Regions from separate parts of the Homo sapiens genome. Here region 1 is linked to region 2. A link is an interaction called in ENCODE POLR2A ChIA-PET data of the cell type or tissue named here. Cell type or tissue: GM12878. All regions are shown on one strand. Links, peaks and the distances in the headings refer to the core of each region. The heading gives the core; the rest is flanking DNA. Region 1 has its middle 47 kb from the start of LINC00621. Region 2 overlaps LOC105370108 (a long non-coding RNA gene).

The links. ChIA-PET counts read pairs that join two places held together with the same protein. Peaks named below come from ENCODE experiments on the same cell type or tissue, not always from the same donor. Only the 100,000 strongest peaks of a DNase experiment are listed, where the experiment ranks them.
Region 1: POLR2A ChIA-PET joins it to region 2 with 12 read pairs; 2 of 35 experiments call an interaction of 5 or more read pairs at or near these places.

What each region holds. Positions count from the first base shown.
Region 1 is chr13:22,864,292-22,874,742 of GRCh38, forward strand. No RefSeq gene overlaps it. Among named protein-coding and RNA genes, the nearest start is that of LINC00621, 47 kb to the right of the region's middle. In GM12878, for the core only: no CTCF peak of the experiment used is centred there; no DNase peak of the experiment used is centred there.
Region 2 is chr13:22,071,733-22,082,183 of GRCh38, forward strand. LOC105370108 (a long non-coding RNA gene) reads left to right here. Exons shown (of 4, transcript XR_001749777.2): 3 at 2,051-2,104. Among named protein-coding and RNA genes, the nearest start is that of LINC00540, 130 kb to the right of the region's middle. RefSeq lists an enhancer at 9,011-9,562. In GM12878, for the core only: no CTCF peak of the experiment used is centred there; DNase peaks (open chromatin) are centred at 2,159 and 5,220.

The DNA.
Region 1 (10,451 bases), core at 1,411-9,410, 790 kb after region 2:
CGAGACCATCCTGGCTAACATGGTGAAACCCCGTCTCTACTAAAAATACAAAAAAATTAGCCAGGCATGGTGTTGGGCACCTGTAGTCCCAGCTACTCGGGAGGCTGAGGCAGGAGAATGGCGTGAACCCGGGAGGTGGAGCTTGCAGTGAGCCGAGATGGCGCCACTGCACTCCAGCCTGGGCGACAGAGCGAGACTCCATCTCAAAAAAAGAAAAAAGAAATGAGCAATGTCTTCTGCAAGCTATACGTCCACTCTACCAGAGGGTGCCTCCCCTGGGAAACAGCCTTCCCAGGAAGCCCTTTATCCCAAATTCCTTTTTGTTCTTGGACAAAGAAGAGAAGGTTCAAGTTCCTACTTCACACCTCTCCCTGGCTTCAGATAATGGACCCCAGATTGGGAATGAGATTGAGAAAAGGGGAACAAGAGAAAAAGGAATCCAGAACCGGCCACTTCACAAGCAGTAACAACCAAATTTGAAAGGACTACAGTGTTGTTGCCAGTACTGCCCTCCGTGGGCCTCCATTGGCCCTTCCACTGGTGGGCCCCAGGGTACTTGGTTCATACTCAGGCTCTGAGTATGAATGGAAGGGCCAATCTCTTAAGCCTGACACTCTTCAAACCAGAGAAAGGAAATCACCTGCACCATTCTTTGACTGGAAAATAATCAAAGTTGAGGTATTTTATAAACTTTAAGTTTATTCTTAATATTATTACAAATACTTTAAGTGTATCAATATATGTTCTATCAAAACCAATCAACCTCATTTTAAAAAGCACATTTTCTTCACAAACATTTCTGTCATCTTTAAAAAGTCTCCCTTTTGAGACAGGCCTTGCTCTGTCACTCAGGCCACAGTGCAGTAGCATGATCATGGTTCACTGTAACCTTGAACTCCTGGCCTCAAGCAATCCTCTCACCTCGGCCTCCCAAAGCACTGGGATAATAGGCGTGAGCCACTGCACTCAGCCAAAATCTCTTTTTTTTTTTTTTTTTTTGAGACAGTCTCGCTCTGTCACCCAGGCTGGAGTACACTGGCGTGATCTCTGCTCACGGCAAGCTCCGCCTCCTGGGTTCATGCCATTCTCCTGCCTCGGCCTCCCGAGTAGCTGGGACTACAGGTGCCTGCCACCTCACCCAACTAATTTTTTTTTTTTTGTATTTTTAGTAGAGACGGGGTTTCACCATGTTAGCCAGGATGGTCTCGATCTCCTGACCTCGTGATCCACCCGCCTCGGCCTCCCAAAGTGTTGGGATTACAGGCGTGAGCCACCGCTCCCAGCCAAAAAATCTCTTTTAAATGTACTCGTCTGAGCAGCTCATCTTAGCCCTCTGAGAAAGCCAATACACTGTTACAGAAATCAAAACTCTCTCTCCTTTGTTCATGACCTAGGACACCAAGAATCAATCCTGCTTATACATACAGTCGATCAGTTATAGAACTTTGTTTTAGCCTATTTCCCCCTACACACCACACAGGCTTCTGACTCAGTTTTGCTCTGTGTGGAAGAATTTCAATCCAAATCTGTTGGGGTATGGTAGCAAGGCCATGTTTTCCAATTCTTTGGAAGTTGGTGGTAACTAAAATGGAAAAGAGATTCTTAGCACAAGGAAAATTAGAGATTTGATTAGCTATATGAAATTTAGTCAATCAAATATTCCATGGTATGCATTTACCACATTTTCTTCATTCATCCATCAATGGACACTTAGTTTATGTGTATATCTTGGCTACTGTGAATAATGCTACAATCAACATGAAACCCTTTCTTAAAAAAATTAAAAATAGAACGACCATGGGTAATTCTACTCTGCAATCACACTCAGATTACATAACCCAAGAAAACTAGAATCAAGATCTTACACCACTTTTTTTTTAACAAATGGTGATCTCAAGAGAGGAAAAGTTCAGATTCAAACGACTCAAAGAGGTAAATTTGTAGGTAAAAAAAAACTGAGGGCCTCAATATGATAGTTTCTCTTCCTTGTGCTGGTACCGTGTACAGCAGTGTGGCATGCCATATGACAAAGGTGACTGAAAAACAAATTCCAATGCTACAGTGTCCAGGACCTAGCTCATTCTTTATAGTCTGTGATCCACATCACCACCACAAAGTTCATCCCTGCACTTTGAAGGTCCCAACTTATGTAAATTCCACACATCACAGGACAATAAAAACAAGTTATTCTAAATACTTAGAAGGGAGGAAAGAATACAAAGTATGAAAGAAAATATGTTGGCCGGGCGCGGTGGCTCACGCCCGTAATCGCAGCACTTTGGGAGGCTGAGGCGGGCAGATCATGAGGTCAGGAGATCGAGACTATCCTGACTAACATGGTGAAACTCCTTCTCTACTAAAAATACAAAAAATTAGCCAGGCGTGGTGGCGGGCACCTGTAGCCCCAGCTACTCAGGAGGCTGAGGCAGGAGTATGGCGTGAACCCAGGAGGCAGAGCTTGCAGTGAGCAGAGATCGCACCACTGCACTCGAGCCTGGGCGACAGAGCGAGACTCCGTCTCAAAAAAAAAAAAAAAGAAAATATGTTATGCACATTTCTTTCCAGTTATAGCCAGTGACAGCTCTTCTACTGGATCAGCTATCGATTGCCACAACAAAGCTGCATAACAAACAACCACTCAAGCTCAGTGCTCTCTTGGCAGCCACAGAGGAGCTAGAGAGGAAGTGGAAATATGCAAGGGCCTTGTTGAGGCTCTGTTTTTGTCATGTCTGTTAGTATCCCTTTACCAAAGCAATGCACATGGGCAAGGCCAGTGTGAGAATGGGAAGGCACTGCAAAGTCACGTGACTGAGGGCAACAGGCAGAAAGGAATGATCAGATGCTTAACGTGTTACTATATTTCAGTTATTGAATACTCATTTGATTATTGTTTTTAGATTCAATCTCTTAATGATGTTTTCCACCTTGGCATCTATCTTCCTGAATATACTAATCACTATTATGTCAGTCTGCCTCTGTTAACTTCAATTTCTGGATCAACTCTGCATCTGTTTCTATTATCTGTTTTTTCTTGGTCTTATACCTTAGAATGCCTAATAGTTTTCTGGTTCTTTCTTTAATTTAATAACTGATGTTGTGGATGAAAAAATATCAATTCATTAGAGAGCATTATCTTCTTTTAGAATGAATTTTTGAGGCATCTGGCAGGGCAGTTATGTTAAGGGAAATTTCCATCATCTTAACACAATGAGGCATGGGGCTGGTTTGAGATTGGATTTCAGTCTTTCTAAGTCCTAATATAATTCTTATTTCCCCTGACTCCTATGGTGTTGTCCTTCTGGCAGCACAACTAAAGTTGAGGGTAATTACCAGTGAACTTCAGAATCCAAAATTCCAATGTTCACCTTTTCAGCACTCATGAGACAGCTAATAGTTCAGCTGAAATTTTCTGACTTTTTTCACTTGGCATCATTCCCTAGAATGATGTTCCATAGAAATTGTTGTGTACATCATTGTTCATTTCTTTGTATTACTGAGTAGTATTCCATGTTATGGGTGCATCATAGTTTGTGTAACCATTCACCTATTGAAGGACATTTTGACTGTTTCCAATATTTGGCTATTTCACATAAAGTTACTATGAATGCTTGTGTACAATTTTTAGTGTGGACATAAGTTGTTATTTCTCTTGGATGAATACCCAGGAATGCAACTGCTGAGTTGTGTAGTAAGTGCATATTTAGTTTTATCAGAAACTGCTGAATGATTTTCCAGAGTGGCTGTGTCATTTTTAACTTCCACCAGCAACATCTGAGTAATCCAGTTTTTCTGCATCCTCACCAGTACCTGGTGTCATCAACATTTTTTATTTTAGTCATGCTGATAGGTATATAGTGACATCTCATTGTGATTTTACTTTTGTATTTCTCTAATGGCTGTTAGATAACTTTTTGTGTGCTATTAATCATCTATATATCTTCATCAGCGAAATATCTGTGCATTTCTTTTGCCCATTTCCCAATTGGATTCTTTATGTTTTACTGCTTATTTTGAGGCTTCTTTATATATTCTAAATACTAGTCTTTTGCCAGATACGTGAGTTGAAAATATTATATTACTGTCTGTAGCTTATCTTTTCATTCTCTTTACAGGGTTTTAATTTGATAATGATCAAGGATTTTGACTCCTAGGTAATTCCTCAAGAAGCTACATATCTAATAGAACCTAATTCTACATTTGCTAGGGGACACATGAAAGAGTGTTCCAAGCAGAACCGTTCACAGTACAAAAACCCTAGAGATAATATGTCCACTGACACAAGTAAATGAGTAAGTGCTAAGATATTCACAGAAAGGAATCGTATAAAGGAATCAAAGGGAATAACCAACCATGTGGTTGAATTTTAGAAATAAACTATTATATTTCTAAATATAATATAATATATATTATATTTCTAAATATAATATAATATATATTATATTTCTAAATATAATATAATATATATTATATTTCTAAATATAATATAATATATATTATATTTCTAAATATAATATAATATATATTATATTTCTAAATATAATATAATATATATTATATTTCTAAATAGTATATTTAGAAATATACTATTGAGTGGGGAAAGAAGATTGCTTAGTATATGTTTTCTATAAAGTTAGAAATAAAATATATTGGCAAAATTATAGAAGCAACAAAAATACATAAATAAAAATGGGTTAATTAACAAAGTGGTGGGATGACTGTTACTTTTGGTGGGAAGAAGAGAAGGTTTTGAAATGTAGGGGGACTATAAAGCTAAATGTAAATTATGGCCAGGTTAAAGCAATGAGTAGTAGACTCACAGGTGCTTCTTACCTTAACAAGTAAGCAGTCTGTTGAAAAAAACAAAAAAATTAAGTAAACCAGCACACTAAATTCAGTGTGTTGTGAACATGAGTCACATTCAAAAATTTTTAAGGGGAAGAAATAGCAAATACATGATTTCAGTTTTATGTGGCATTAGTTTATTATGAGATGGATGAATGGATGGATGGATGGATGGATGGATGGACGGAGGACAAAATGGAAAGATTTTAGTGTATCAGTTACTATTTATTGCCTACCTGACATTCAAAGCTGCTTCTTTCTTTCTGACATGATATTGATTTTTTTTTTAGGTATCCACCCTCCTTTATTTAACTCATGCTTGCTTCACAGATTCTAAAAGGCAGGTTTGGATTCCTTTTATGTGTTCATAAGGGCCCCACTCCCTTTGCAGCTAATTGATGTAGACAAGCAATTAAGTGGTTCTTGCTAAACAGATTTGAATGTTACTCTACTAAGAATCTTCTGAAAATGTATCTTCATTCTTTTTTTTTTTTTTTTTTTTTTTTTTTTTGAGACAGAGTCTTGCTCTATCGCCCAGGCTGGAGTGCAGTGGCACAATCTCCACTCACTGCAAGCTCCGCCTCCCGGGTTCACACCATTCTCCTGCCTCAGCCTCCCAAGTAGCTGGGACTACAGGTGACTGCCACCACACCCGGCTAATTTTTTTGTGTGTGTTTTTAGTAGAGATGGGGTTTACCATGTTAGCCAGGATGGTCTTGATCTCCTGACCTCATGATCCGCCTGCCTTGGCCTCCCAAAGTGCTGGGATTACAGACGTGAGCCACTGTACCTGGCCCCCAGTATCTTCATTCTTAAGAAGGTACATTATTTTATTTTTTGCCTATCAATGCTTCCTAGCCTGGAGGATATGAAAATATATCTAAATCAACTGCAAGGACCATGCCACCTTTAGAGAGTGATCTAGAAGATCAAGCCCACACATTGAGTTTGGCAGAGAAGAAAGAGGGCCTTAGCCTTACTGAACTGCTGGACTTAAAAAACCTTGGACCTAACCTGCCTTTGCACTTATTTTGACATTTACTTTCCTATTAATCCAGTTGATTTTTTTTAACTTACAATGTAGATATATAGATGATACATAAATCACTTTAAATGACAGGTTAGAAAACATTTACTTCAAGTAGCCATATTATATGGTGAATACTGTCAAAAGATTCAAAATCATTATGTGATGGGCCTGGCCAAGACAATGGTATGCATCAGGGATCTGGAAGAACCAGCACATTCAAATTGGGCAGGCTGAGACCAGCTTACAAAGGTCTGGGTAGGATGCAGGGAATTCCCAAGTGATATGGTTCGGCTGTGTCCTCACCCAAATCTTATCTTGCATTGTAGCTCTCATAATCCCTGTGTGTCATGGGAGGGACCCAGTGGGAGGTATCTGAATCATGGGGGCAGGTTTTTCCCATGTCGTTCTCATGATAGTGAATGTCTCACTAGATTGGATGGTTTTATAAAGGGCAGTTCCCCTACACATGGTCTCTTGCCTGCCGCCGTGTAAGACATACCTTTGTTCCTCCTTCACCTTCCTCCATGATTATGAGGCTTCCCCCGCCATGTGGAACTGTGATTCCATTAAACCTCTTTTTCTTTATAAATTACCCAGTCTCGAGGTATGTCTTAATGCAGTGTGAGAATGAACTAATATAGTAAACTGGTACCAGTAGAGTGTGGTGCCGCTGTAAAGATACCCAAAATGTGGAAGTGAATTTGGAACTAGGTAACAGGCAGAGGGTGGAATAGTTTGGAGGGCTCAGAAGAAGAAAGGAAAATGTGGGAAAGTTTGGAACTTCCTAGAGACTGTTGAATGGCTTTGACCAAAATGTTGATAGTGATATGCACAATAAAGTCCAGGCTGAGGTGGTCTCAGATGGAGATGAGGAACTTGTTGGGAACTGGAGTAAAGGTCACTCTTGCTATGCAAAGAGACTGGTGACATTTTGCCCCTGCCCTAGAGATCTGTGGAACTTTGAACTTGAGAGAGATGATTTAAAGTATCTGGTAGAAGAAATTTCAAAGTGGCAAAGTGTTCAAGATGAAGCAGAGCTTAAAAGTTTGAAAAATTTGCAGCCTGACAATGCAGCACAAAAGCAAAACCCATTTTCTGAGGATAAATTCAAGCCAGCTGCAGAAATTTGCATAAGTAACAAGGAGCCAAATGCTAATCACCAAGACAATGGGGAAAATATTTCCAGGGCAAGTCAGAGACCTTTGCAACAGCCCCTACCATCACAGGCCCAGAGGCCTGGGAGGGAAAATGGTTTCCTGGGCTGGGTCCAGGGCCCGCCTGCTGTGTGCAGCCTTTAGACTTGGTGCCCTGCATCCCAGCTGCTCCAGCCATGGCTAAAAGGGCCAAGGTACAGCCCAGGCCGTGGATTCAGAGGGTGCAAGCCCTAAGCTTTGGCAGCTTCCACATGGTGTGTTGAGCCTGTAGGTGCATAGCAGTCAAGAATTGAAGTTTGGAAACCTCTGCCTAGATTTCAGAGGATGTATGGAAATGCCTGGATGTCCAGACAGAGGTGTGCTGCAGGGGCAGAGCCTTCATGGAGAACCTCTGCTAGGGCAGTGTGGAAGGGAAATGTGGGGTGGAAGCCCCTATACAGAGTCTCCATTGGGCACTGCCTAGTGGAGCTGTGAGAAGAGGGCCACTGTCCTCCAGACCCCAGAATGGTCGATCCACTGACAGTTTGCACCATGAACCTGGAAAAGCCACAGCCACTCAATGCCAGCCCGCGAAAGCAGCTGGGAGGGGAGCTGTGCCCTGCAAAGTCACAAGGATGGAGCTACCCAAGACCATGGGAACCCACCTCTTGCATCAATGTGACCTGGATGTGAGACATGGAGTCAAAAGAGATCATTTTGGAGCTTTAAGATTTGACTGCCCTGCTGGATTTTAGACTTGCATGGGGCCTGGAGCCCCTTTGTTTTGGCCAATTTCTCTTATTTGGAATGGGAATATTTATTCAATGCCTGTACCCCCATTGTATATAGAAAATAACTAACTTGCTTTTGATTTTACAGACTCATAGGCGAAAGGGACTTGCCTTGTCTCAGATGAGACTTTGGACTTGGACTTTTGGGTTAATGTTGAAATGAGTTAAGACATTGGAGGACTGTTGGGAAGGCATGATTGTATTTTGAAATGTGAGGACATGACATTTGGGAGGGGCCCAGGGAAGAATGATATGGTTTGGCTATGCCCTTCCCCCAAAATCTCATCTTGAATTGCAGCTCCCATAATCCCCATGTGTCATGGGAGGGATTCAGTGGGAAGTAATTGAATCATGCGGGCGGGTTTTTCCCATGCTGTTCTCATGATAGTGAATAAGTCTCATGAGATCTGATGGTTTTATAAAGGGCAATTCCCCTGCACATGCTCTCTGTCTTGCCACCATGTAAGATGTGCCTTTGATCCTCCTTCACCTTCCTCCATGATTGTGAGGTCTCCCCAGCCATATGTAACAGTGAGTCCATTAAACCTCTTTTTCTTTATACATTACCCAGTCTCAGATATATCTTTATTAGCAGCCTAAGAATGGACTAATACACCAAGAGAGAGTATAATGCCCCAGGGCCAGGGCCACTGTGACCTGTGGTAACAATGGATGGGCACAGTTACTGGGACCTGGAGCACAGAACATGTGTCAAGATGCCAGTTGTCAGGAGCTGTGTGGCAGTTATCTATTCCACAATAAAACTGGGGATATCAATATCCACAAGATATCAATAAAATTGATTATCTCACAGTTTCTGTGGTTCAGGAATCTGAGAAGGGCTTACCTGGAGGCCTCTGGCTCAGTCTCTCAAAAGCTGCCATCAAGTCACAGGCCAGGGTCATCTCAAGGCTCACCTGGGGAAGGATCCTCTTCTAAGCTCACACATGTGGTTGCTGGTATTTGGAAATGGAGTCCTTGGAGGTTATAGGTTTAGGCGAGGTCATGAGGGTGGGACCCTCATGAATGGGGTTAGTGTCCTTATAAAAAGGAATACCAGCAAATTCTCTCTCTTTTTCCCATGTGAGGACACAGCAAGAAAGCAGACATCTGCAAATCAGGGAGACAGCCCTCAGCAGACACAAGACCTGTTGACGCCTTAATCTTGGACTTCCCAGCCTTCAGAACTGTGGAAAATAAATGTTTGTGGTTTAAGCCACCCAGTCTATGATGTTTTGTTATAGCAGCCTGAATTGACTAAGACAGATACCTTGAAAACCACCATCCCCTGCTGAGCAATATTGTTCTGCTCCTTAGGCTGATTTCAGTTTTCTTTCACTTAGCATTTCATAACTTTAATTTGCTTGTTAAAAAATTTATCTGGATCTTTTATTCCCTTTATCCTAAACTTCAAACCACCCACTTTCTTTTGCAAGTTTTCTGTTTGACACCATTCACTTCCTTTTCTTTCTCCTTCATTCATTTCTCCCTTTCTCCCTCTTTCCCTCCCTCCCTCCATTCCTTTTGTCCTTTCTTCCTTCCTTTCTTCTTTCTTCCTTTATTTTTTTCATCTGACTCTTTCCCTGGCAATTGTCCTTGGCTCCTTCGTTTACAGTAGTCACTCTTGATGGTGAGCATTTTGAATCTCCAAATGACTATGAAATCTTTTTATTTCTCATTAGCGCATGCAGGTAGTACATGTGTTTCAGTAAAATTGAGGAAGCCTGGCAGACACTCTGTGGTCTCTGCTGCATTTTCTCTGGAATAGCTACAGCTCTGTGTAGCAATATGGTTAAGGCACCATATTGTGTGAAGGCCCACCTAGCCTGGGCATCACTGTATCTCTGTCTTCCTAACAAAATGAAGTGGAAATTTCAAAAAAATCAGGAGATGGAACAAAAGTTTTCTCATGTTTTTTACTGCTTATTAAATGAACAACGAACAATAATCCAATGTTAAATGTAAAGTTTTCAGCCCTCTGCCTGAATAGGCTCACCTAGTTATTTGAACATGCCTCACTCCAAATCTTGTCCTCAGCAACTGTGGATAAATCATGACAGAGAAGTTCCCCTAACCTACAGCAGAGGCTCCTCAAGCTATGCCACCCTACTGATATAGAAGTGGAGAAAGAGTGCTGGGCGTGGTGGCTCACGCCTGTAATCCCAACACTTTGGGAGTCTGAGGCAGCGGCTCACGAGGTCAGGAAATCGAGACCATCCTGGCTAACACTGTGAAACCCGGTCTCTAATAAAAATACAAAAAATTAGCCGGGCGTGGTGGTGGGCGCTTGTAGTCCCAGCTACTTGGGAGGCTGAGGCAGGAGAATGGAGCGAACCCGGGAGGCGGAGCTTGCAGTGAGCCGAGATTGTGCCGCTGCACTCCAGCCTGGGCGACAGAGCGAGAGTCCGTCTCAAAAAAAAAAAAAAAAAAAAAAAAAGAAAGAGAAAAAGAAAAAAAAATAATGGAGAAAGAGGTGTTCTGGCCCATTTAGTTACATTTTCCAGGGCAAAAATCACGGATACATGGTGAAATTCAACTATATTCTCTGCCCAAGATAAAATCCAATTACAGCCTCTGCTCAATGAGGAAATCCCATCACAGGTTCCTTTTGCTTCACTAGGAGACAAAGAGACAAGTTTGTTTATAATCTATTTA
Region 2 (10,451 bases), core at 1,331-9,330:
AAGAAAAGTGGGGCACATTCATTATACGTAGAGTTAAATAAGTGGCATAGAGCTCCAAGAAAACATTGGGGAAGGGTACAGGCAGGGATCACATGTCTTTTAGTTAAGAAGGGATTCAAGGGCTGTGGGACTCCAGAAGTCCACAGAGAGAGAAGTTTCATGTAACAGAGTAGGCGGATGTCACAGGTGCAGGAAGCTCTCTGTAGCAAGGTGGATTGCTACCCGTGGGACTCACCTGGAACATGCTGTGGAGGGAAAAGCCATGTAGGGGCCCTGGAGGGGCTGGGGAGCGCTAGGAAGATTTAAGCAGAAGTTAAGGGCTTAGCTGAAGGAGTGCTATCATGAGATTAACATGGTCAGTAATTTTGGTGAGAAAAATTACCTTGGTCCCAGCACAGGACACCTTAGTGAAAGAACTTCCGTCAAAAGTAGAAAGTCAGAGATACAGTGGTTTGTTCAGACTTCAGCTAGGTCCGTAAAATCAGGTTGAAGATGAATATTGGCAAGGAAAAATGGTCACAATAAGCTTATACAATATTCCCATTTTTATTAAAAAATACGTTTGTGAAGAAAAAAGGGGCCATAACAGAAAACATACTGACAAGGAAAGATGTTCACAGTATACAGATGTAATATTTCCATTTGTTAAAACCTGCATTTGCAAAGGAAAAAAAAATTCAAGCTGGAGATTGCAGCAGTGACTACTCCTTTCTTTATTCTCTGAGCGTTGAAACTTTCTCAGCTTCTGTTTCATGATTGCTTACAGAAATTGGCTCTTTTGAACGTTATTTTAGAGTTAAAGCGGTGAAATCTCCCATTTATGTGGGGGCATTTTTAAAGAAATGTCGTCTCTTCTGCACCCTCCTGGGACTTCCTGCACCATCACATCCCCTTTGGTTCTACTTCCTTCCATGGCTTAGTTATCGTAGGGGACTTGGGCTTGGCAGAAGCTCTAGGGCCCACACAACACCATCCCAGACCCCCAGGCCTCCTTCCACTGGCTCACACTGACATGTTGCTGCCTCTTGACCCCAGGAGTCCACAGTCCTCACCGCTTCAGAAAGCTTTGAATCAGATATTGCTGCTGAGCAGCTGTTGGTCTTGTCTGCGCTGTTCTGTCAAGCCCACCGGCGTGCAGCAAGGGCAGCCCCAGGGACAGTGGCTAGAGAGGACAGGTCTGCATTCTGCTTATCTCACTCTCAGCATGAAGGTTTCCAGTGGGTTTTCCCATAGTTTTTCATCTTTTTCTTTGGAAAATACTAAGTCTACTTGATCGAAGAGTGAGCAACTGTCTTCTTCATAGAAACTTACAGAAGTCCTCAGAGTGTTTCTATTGGCCGACAATATCCTGACTTCATGCAGGGTCACAGCTCCATTCTTTGTCTGGAACCAGATGCAACCTAGCTGCCCTTCTGTTGATCTTTCATTATAAAAACAACCATTCTGGATAACAGCATTGCTTATGGCAATGATGATAGTACTTCTTGATATTGTTTAACACTTAATATGCATCTGTATGCACACTATACTATACTAAAGTATGCATACTTAATATGCATACTATACCAGGAATCGTATCAGTATTCCCCACTTATCTGTGGGGATACAGTCTTAAGACCCCCCAGTGATGCTTAAAACCTCAGATAGTAATAAACCATATATACACTATGTTTTTTCCTACACATACATATCTATAAAATTTATTTTATAAATTAAACTCAGTAAGAGATTAATAATAACTAATAATAGAAAATCATAACAATATGCCATCATCACTACTCTTGCACTTTGGAATCATGAGTAAGTCAAATAAAGCTTAAACCTCAGCCTTGTGATACTGCGAAAGTAGATCTGATGACCAACTGGGCACAAGTGACTGATGGGTGGGTGGGTGGTGCATGCAGTGTGGATCCCTGGGACAAAGGGATTATTCACGCCCTGGATGGAGAGCAGTGGGACAGGGCAAGATTTCATCCTGCTACTCAGAATGGGGCACAAGTTAAAACATATGACTTGTTTATTTACAGAATTTTCCATTTAATATTTTCAGACCACGGGTGACTCTGGGTAACTGAGACCTCAGGAAGTGAAACCTCAGATAAAGGTGGGTAGGGGAACTGCTGAAGCATTTACGTCACTTTGATTTTCTAGCAATCCTGCGAAACAGGTATTTAGTGGCCATTTTACTAATAAGAAAACTAAGCCTCAGTATTAAAGTTTACACAACTAGAAAGTGATAGATGTGAGGTCACGTTGCTCTGTCTTCAATTTGGTTTATAGAGAAGCACACGTCTTATGAAATGCACTTTCCTTATTTCAGTAATTTTAAGAGGTACAAGATAGTGACACATAATAAGCTTTCAATAGTATATATTGAGTGGATAATAGAAGTTTCAGAAATTTCCACCTTAATTTTACAGCAAAGTCCAAAGACTGGTCTTGCCCCTCCCATGGGGGGCTGGCATGTCCTCTAGTAGAGGTGAGTGTGGAAACTTTCTATCCTTCTGAGATTGAGATTTGTGAAAATGAGGTAGGGAAGATGGGATGGCCCGTTTACTTTCCATTCCTCATTATATTTTGACTTTTTCTTCTAGAGTTGGTTTTACTAAGTGGATACCATTTGAGCACCATATTAGCCAATATCCTGGGATGATTAAAAAGATACTGTAATTGAGAAAAAAGAAGGAATTTTTTGTATTCATTTTCTCTCATTCCTATCCTTACTATAGTTTAAATGTGGTCATCAAAGAGACACCAAAATGAAGTTCAAGAATGTACAGGAAGGCAGTGGTGTAAAATTAGTTGGAAAATAACTGTCACTAAAATGTCAGAAGTGAGTCTTAAAGTACCACTCATCCCACTGAGTCCACCAATGGGTCAAATTGAAAGAGAAACCCATCTGAGGGTGGTGGCTTTAGGAGCTCATCTTATGGGAATGAGGCTGTGTCTCAACAGTTTAGAATTATGTGATCTTGGTAATGAATTATGAAGAATTGCCTTTGCAGGATTCTGCAGGTGAAGAAACTGAGTCCCACAGAGGTGGGATGACCTGGGCAAAGGTGCACAATCATGTCAGTCTGCCTTTCCATGCACGTTATTGTGCACTAGTATTTTCTCTTTTTTCTTCTTATTTTTGTATTTTTTCTCTACTTTTTTGTTTTGTTTCTTGAAGAAAATTCAACACAGCCCAACAGGAAAGTTTTACCTGGCAGATCCCAGACCAGGCTGAGATTCCTCACATAGCAGGGATGCATTGCCATCCCCACAAACATTGAGAATTCTGCATTTTTATTGGCTCGTGAGGTGGCAGTGATAGCATGTAATGAATTGGTAAAATGTTTGAATGGCCTTATTTTCTTATAGCTGATGAACTCTGGGCAGGTACGTAGTTTAAGCATAGGGAAGGATTTTACATCATGACTTCCAGAGCTTTTACTGAATACAGAAAAATATTAGCATTCTTAGTTGTGTCACTGGTTTCTCCAGATATTGTAAAATTTCCACATGTAGACAGAAACTATTGGCTTGCTTGTCTTCCTTGCAGACCAGCTACAGTGTGTATTCAACAAGTTAAAACCTGGTGGGCTTCTTAACTAGGGAAAGTGTGTACATTTATCCAAGGTGAAATAAGGTTGCCATTAATTTTCTGATTTACAGGGTGATTAAATGAAAAAAAAAAAAAAGGATAGAAACAATTGCAAGCAGATTGGGAAAATGTTCTTTATCCTTTCCAGAATATTTCTGATTTTTATTATCATTAACATCTGAGCATTTCAATATAGGTCATATGTTTTAACAAACAGCTTAAACTGAATACATTTTTTAAAACTCTCACTTGTGAGTATTGACTAAGTAAATTTTACTCATTGTGGTAATGGTGAGAAAGCAACCTGGTTATGATCAAGTTGTCAGCATTTCATTCATTTAAAAACCCCAATATGGCCAGGAGACGTTTCCCTCCTCCCCACTCCCCGCTGCCCATCCTCACTGGATTGGATTATTCTCCCTATAGAGGGAGACTCCTCAGGCATAAGCTCACATTTAGATGCTGAAAGACAATATTCTATCTAGACTATTTCTCATCTTTACATCCAGATTTATTTTCTTCAACATTCTATATTAGTTTGAATGCCTCTGGATATATCAGCAGAACACAATCCTATAATAAATTTTGTTTTGGGAATAAAAATATCCAACAATGCCCTTATCTTTTAAAGCTTCCCAGATTCAAATTTGATTTTTTTTTTTTAAGTTTGGGTTTAGTTAAAATAAAACGAAACAAACCACACAGGCTTAAAAGAATCCCAGATAACTTTGGCTGATAGAACTTGTCATGCTAGAGCTGACTGTTTTGTTTTTGGCAGATAATCCTCAAGAAAAAAGCAGAGGATGGGGCACAGTGTGAGTTTACTGCTGGATGGAGTTATTTATTATTGGGGCATTTTGTTTGAAAACACAACTGTTTTTTAAGGGACAAAGGTGCATAGCTCCTTACATAATTATCTATTTTTATATCATGTTATAAATTGGAAGTATGTACCCCTTTTATTCATTTATTTCAAGAAATGCATATGAAATACTACTTGTTGGAAATTGTGTGATGTTCAGGAACAGTGAGGATGACTGAGACTTAGTCCGTACCCTGAAATAAAGAGATTGAAAGATAAGTGAGCTTGGTAATCAGTCAGCCAATACTCATTGAGCATGGTCTGTGCTGCCCACTCGACTAAGTTTGGGGGACATAGCAGCGAGCCAGCTGGGCATGGTCTCTGCTGTCATGAAGCTTGGGACAGAGAAGCCACCATTAAACACAGAAACAGGTGTGCTGAGTCCCAAGCAGGACAGGAACATGGCCCTGTAGGTTGGATATAGGGACATTTTGTTGGGGGAGCCAGAGAAGGGATTACTAAGGAAGAATTATTGACTCTGATTTCTGAAGTAAGAGTTATAGTCAGGGCTAAGATCAGGAGTTAGGGGGTGGTGAGTATTTCAGGCAGAGGGAATGGCTTGCACCAGGGAAGTGAGGTGGGAAAGAGTGGGTTTATCTAGGAAGCATGGAAAGTTGGGTGTGCCCAAAGGAGTAAGAGTGAGTGAGAGAGAGAGATGGGGGCCTCTTTAGAGCTGAGTTCCCTCCTGGAGGGACCTGCGTCTGCAGATTGCAAATGAGCATTGCAGTCAGCTGCTGCATTCGCTACCTAAGCAAACAAACCAACAGACCACAACATCAAGGCTCAGGATAGCTCAGTCTAAGTTCATCACCTCAAGGGATTTGGTATTATACCTCAAAGCTTTTTAGTTCATTTTACAAGCATGTACCAAAATAAAGCCAGTGCTAATGAAATACCAGCCTCTGATATCTGGCTCAGGGTTCCGCTGTTTTCAGATTTTTTTAGGTGGTCTACACTTTAGTCACATTTTGGCCCCTCTTTAGTTCTTTCAGCAAACCAGGTGTTTTGAGATTGCTCAAGCTTTTATAAACAGGGGTTGGAAAAAGTCCAGAAATGACGCACATCTCCTTGCAGGAGGTGGAAAAAGTGATAAACAAAAGTGATTATCAGTGTGTAAGAGTGAATTTGTGTGTGTGTGTGTGGAGGGGGGGAACCTCAAAAACCAAACCCTCAGAGACGTAGGTCATTTTGGAAGTCTTTCCCAGGTTGAGCAATAGAATCTGTATCAGAGCTCAGTGTAGTAATTAGGTTTGGGTTTATTTACAGAGGGAGATAACAATTTTGGGAGGAATCAGTGTGACTTAAGATTTTTCAGATGAAAACAGCACACCCATATATCCACATCATCTGCAGCTATCATCTTATTTTACTCTCCTCCCATTCCCTAAAGAAAAAATAAATAAAGCACATTCTCTGGATCTTTTGGATTACATGCTAGGTATAATTAATATGTCTGTTGAGTTTCCCACGTGGGTGGCACTGTATAACAGTTCAGGAAAAAATGTTTCTTTCAACACTTTGAACATCATCAGTCATTTGATTCAACTTTTTTTGCACGTCTTTTTTTTGAGTTTTAATAAAACATTTTAAGCACTACTGAACGTATTTGGGGGGTGATGTTGTTCACAGGTATCTCTCTTAATTTTTCTGAACCATACATATTAGTGAGATTTGCAATGCTTAAATGTCTATAGAGTGTAATGCTCTGTCTCCTAAGCTGCAACTCTCCAAAGTAAATACATATGCATTCTCTTGTGAAGTTTGTGCTTTCATTTGTTTGACTCATTTCATTCTTTGACTCAACCCAGAATAAGTACCCTTTACATAGTTTGGGAATTGATAGTTTCATTCATTATATTTACCTTTGCTGAGTATTTACTGGTCAGAAGTCATTGATTCTCAGGCAGTCTAGGCTATAAGATAATGCCGTTGCCACAAATTGGAAAAAAAAGGTGATGACAAACCAAATAGGCTAAAAATACAGTTCACTTGGACAGGTAAAACAAACAACCTGGAGGGTTAATGGAAAGCACGCATGCTGTGGGGCTCCAGATCCTGGCTTACTCCTTATTATCTTTTTGCCCTTAAGTGAGTCATTAACCTGTGCTGAGTGTTGTTTTTTTTTTTCAACTATAAATGGATATAATACATACTATAAAGATTGTTGAGAGGACTGGCAATATGCATATACATGACAAGGCACCTGATAAATGGCAGTTATTCTTGTCCTTAATAGTAATGATAACATACATCATGCATGGCCAAATCTCCTCCTCCTCAGAGCTCTCACCTTCAGAGAGTGAACTAATAAGAGCATGGTAGCAAAGTATTGCCCTGAGGCCCAGCTGGACTTCAAATTAAACAAGAATTGGAGTTGGAAAGCTACTAAAATAAAAGCAAGCAAAATCTGGGAGCAGTAGGTGAGTTGCACAGGAAGATACATTTAGTTGCATGTATGGATGGCTTTTCTAATGAATGGGAACATTCTAGAAAGAATGTGGCTGCCTCATGAGGCCTGTGTTCCTGGTCTAAATGATTCCCAGCAGAAGCTGATTGACATTTGGCTCACACTGATGCCAGGGAGATTTTCCCTTTGGGTGGAAATGTGGATGAATAATTTAAAATGGTTTCTCTGACTCTAAGATTCTGTGAGTCTATGGCAGGATGAATTTGTGGTGGTGGTATGGAAGGACAGGAAGACCTTTGAATCCAGCATCAGGAAGAATTACTCCCAGTGACATTTATTCTGTTCTGAAACACTCTGTTCTCATGGATTTGGAAGAAAGTAGTAGTCGAGATTCATTTATCCTGTAGTTTAGAGTCACACATTCTGTAGAGTTGGCAAGGTCCACAAAAGTCATCAGATCCAACCTTGTACTCACTTTCAGAATCTCCTGATCCATCATGAAAGGTAGCATTGAGTTGGCTCAATTGCTTCCAGGGACAGAAAACTTAGCAAGCTTGGCCTCAGAGCTCCTGAAACCAGTGCCCTGCAGATGCCAAGCACAACCGTACTCGATATTCCAGTCTTGTGTGTGTCATTTTGCATTTTTTGAAAATTTATATTTTCTAAAACCTTTCTGGTCTTCGTTTGTGGCTCTCACCTGCCTCTTACTTTGACCGTGTCTCTTGAACCTTTCGGGAAATGGCTGGCCTCATCAGGAGGGTTGACTAAACCTGTTAAGTGGCCTCTTGCCATTTCTTCACAAACTTCCTTACCCTTTCTCTCTCTTCTAATGGTTTTAGAATCAACAGTCCTAGCTTGGCCCTATGGACGTCCACAAAAGCATATCTTCATCTTGGGACTTTCATGTATCTCTTTAAGAACTTTAGAAGAGAGAATGGAAATTCCTCTCTCCCTTTCTGTCTTGTCTTCCCTCTAACTTTCAATAGTTTTGCATTATATGGAAGTATACTATTGAATTACATAGTTTTGACTGTGATGAATGAATGCATGGATGAATAAGTATTTTTTTTCAATGGGTGATACCATTTTTATTCCTCCAGGCAAATTAAAAAGAGGAGAAAAACCCCTCAATGTACATGTGTAAAAAGACTTCGAGATTATTTCTCAAAAGTTGTTGAAACCTTTTTTAGGTTTGGATTTGCTAAACAACAGGGTGCGAATTCAAACACAGGCAGGAACATTTCCCTGACTTCTTTAAAAAAAATGCTTTGAGATGTTATGTGATATGCACCAGCACTTCAGAAAAATCCTGCCAAGGAAGCCCTGATTGACTGCAGTGGTGTTAGGCCGCTCTCTGCTTGTCGGGTTGCCTGATTGAGAACTGGCCCTAGTAGACTGCTATGCACCAAAATAGTCTGTTCTAACGGAAGACCTCTGTTTGCCACTGGCACATAAACAGGAGAGAGGGTGAGATGCCAGCTTCGATTGTCAAATGTGGTGGGGCCTGTGGAAAGAATTAACTTCCTTGGAGTTCACGTTTTGCAAGATTGAGCCATCCAGCACACGAGGGAAACAAGAAGAGCCACGTGGGAGTGCAAAGGCTCCAATTGCCAGCCACGTCGCTTCTAAATGTGAACGCTCTGGTTGAGTAGGACAAGGCGGCAAGTTGAGTGAGTCTGAACATTTAGGAGAGACAGCCTGATGTGGAGGGAGAAACGGGACACCAAGGCCAAGCCAATTACCCACCCAGGCAGAGGGAAGGTGACTCGAGACCCCTGCCTGCCTTTTGGGGGGTGTTATGGGGATCAAATGAGATTATGACTACAGAATCATTTTGGGATCTTTCTTTGAATTTTAAACTAATGAAATCATATTCTTCCCCTTAGGGAGGGGATAAAATCAATAAATGAATAGTTTTCATTTTCCTAGAATGGTTCAAAATTCGGCTTGAGATTCTACCATGTTCTTTCAGTTCTCACACCTTAACTGATCTCTCACATAACTGCCCATCAAATGTATCATGCTGATCCATCCATCCTATGCCTGGATTAAGGTCCATCAAACCCTTTAATTTGAATTCCCATTAACTTTAAAAAGATAAATTCTATAAATGTTTGTAATATCTAAAAATTTCAAGGTGCTTAGGTTACTAGAGATCACTTTGGAAAATCATATTTCCCTATCTCCTCCCAAAATACCCAAAAGATTATCTTTTCAGCTGCTGATACATCTGGCCATGGCAGTGCATTTTGAGGATGCTAGAGCATCTCACAGACATCTCAATGATGTTAAGATCATAGGTACTGTTTTCAAATAGGGTAGCTGGTTTTCTCTACTCCATGATTAGAGGCCATACCTTTAAACCCCCAACCAGGCAGCTGCCTAATTTGTAAGTGAATGCCTCTGCAAAGATCAGGCCATGAGAAAGAACATGAGAACACAGTCATTCACTGAGCAGATGTATTGAGCCACTCTTAGGTGCCAGGCAGTCTGTTAGGTCCCTCCCCTCGCTTGGCTTAGAGACTAGAGGTAGAGACAGGCATTCCATAAGTAACTACTAGTGTGATGAATGTCATAAGGAGAAAATGCATGGCTCAGTATACGTCCATCAACTGTGTTTGAAAAAGAAGCCATCAATATCTGCATTCTTTTCATGTGTATTTATTATTAGTTATAATATGTTTACATATTAATAATCCATGCATATGCATTATTATATTGGTTATTCATAATACATTATTTTACTTCTGTCTTCTTATAGCCCTGAGACTATTACTGTAAAGAGCAAGAATTTTGTGCTGCTCCGGGAAAGAGAGTAATCAGATACCATTTAACTCATTGGTAATTGTTGCTTATCAGTCCTCCTTTTAAAAAAAAAAAAGAAAAAAAAACGACCCTGCTGTAGCTGGGTGCTATTTTATTTTAGTCATCTTCATCCACGGTAGACTGTGTTGAAACAATGCCAGACTGAACATTGATACCAGGTGCCTGTCCTAGCAGAATCCAATATCACACCTGCAGATAGAGTGTAAGATTACGTCATGTGTCGTGCCCGAGCACCACAAATGACTCTATACTTCATCTCAAATAACATTATAATTTACACTTGGAGCCTTCAGACTATGTAGCCTTGGCCAAATGAAAGTTTTTGCAGCCAAACACATCAAACTCAATATATTTCACTGCGCCAGTGGGATTGTTTTTTTGAGAAAGTTGAACATAATTAAATCTATCAATGGCATTTCAAATAAAAAGTACCTGTCTTGGATAGGTAGGCTTATAAACATTTGGCTGTCAGTTAGGAAGATGTCACAGAGTTTTGTGCTGGAAACCAAAGAAAAATGAAAGAACTCTAGTGTGTTATGTGAATTGAATAAGAGTTCACCAATGAAAGGAGGAACAATGAGATCTTTTGTTTTACAGAAATGTCATAGTTATAAAGGTATACATTTAAACTTGGAGAATCACTTCAGGCAAAAATGAAAACCCTCCCAACTCAAACATTTTCCCAGCTCCAGGACATAATCTACAGTAATCTCTGAACTTTTGGAAATATTGTGTGGATATTTCAACACCTACTCACCTTGTCCATTCTA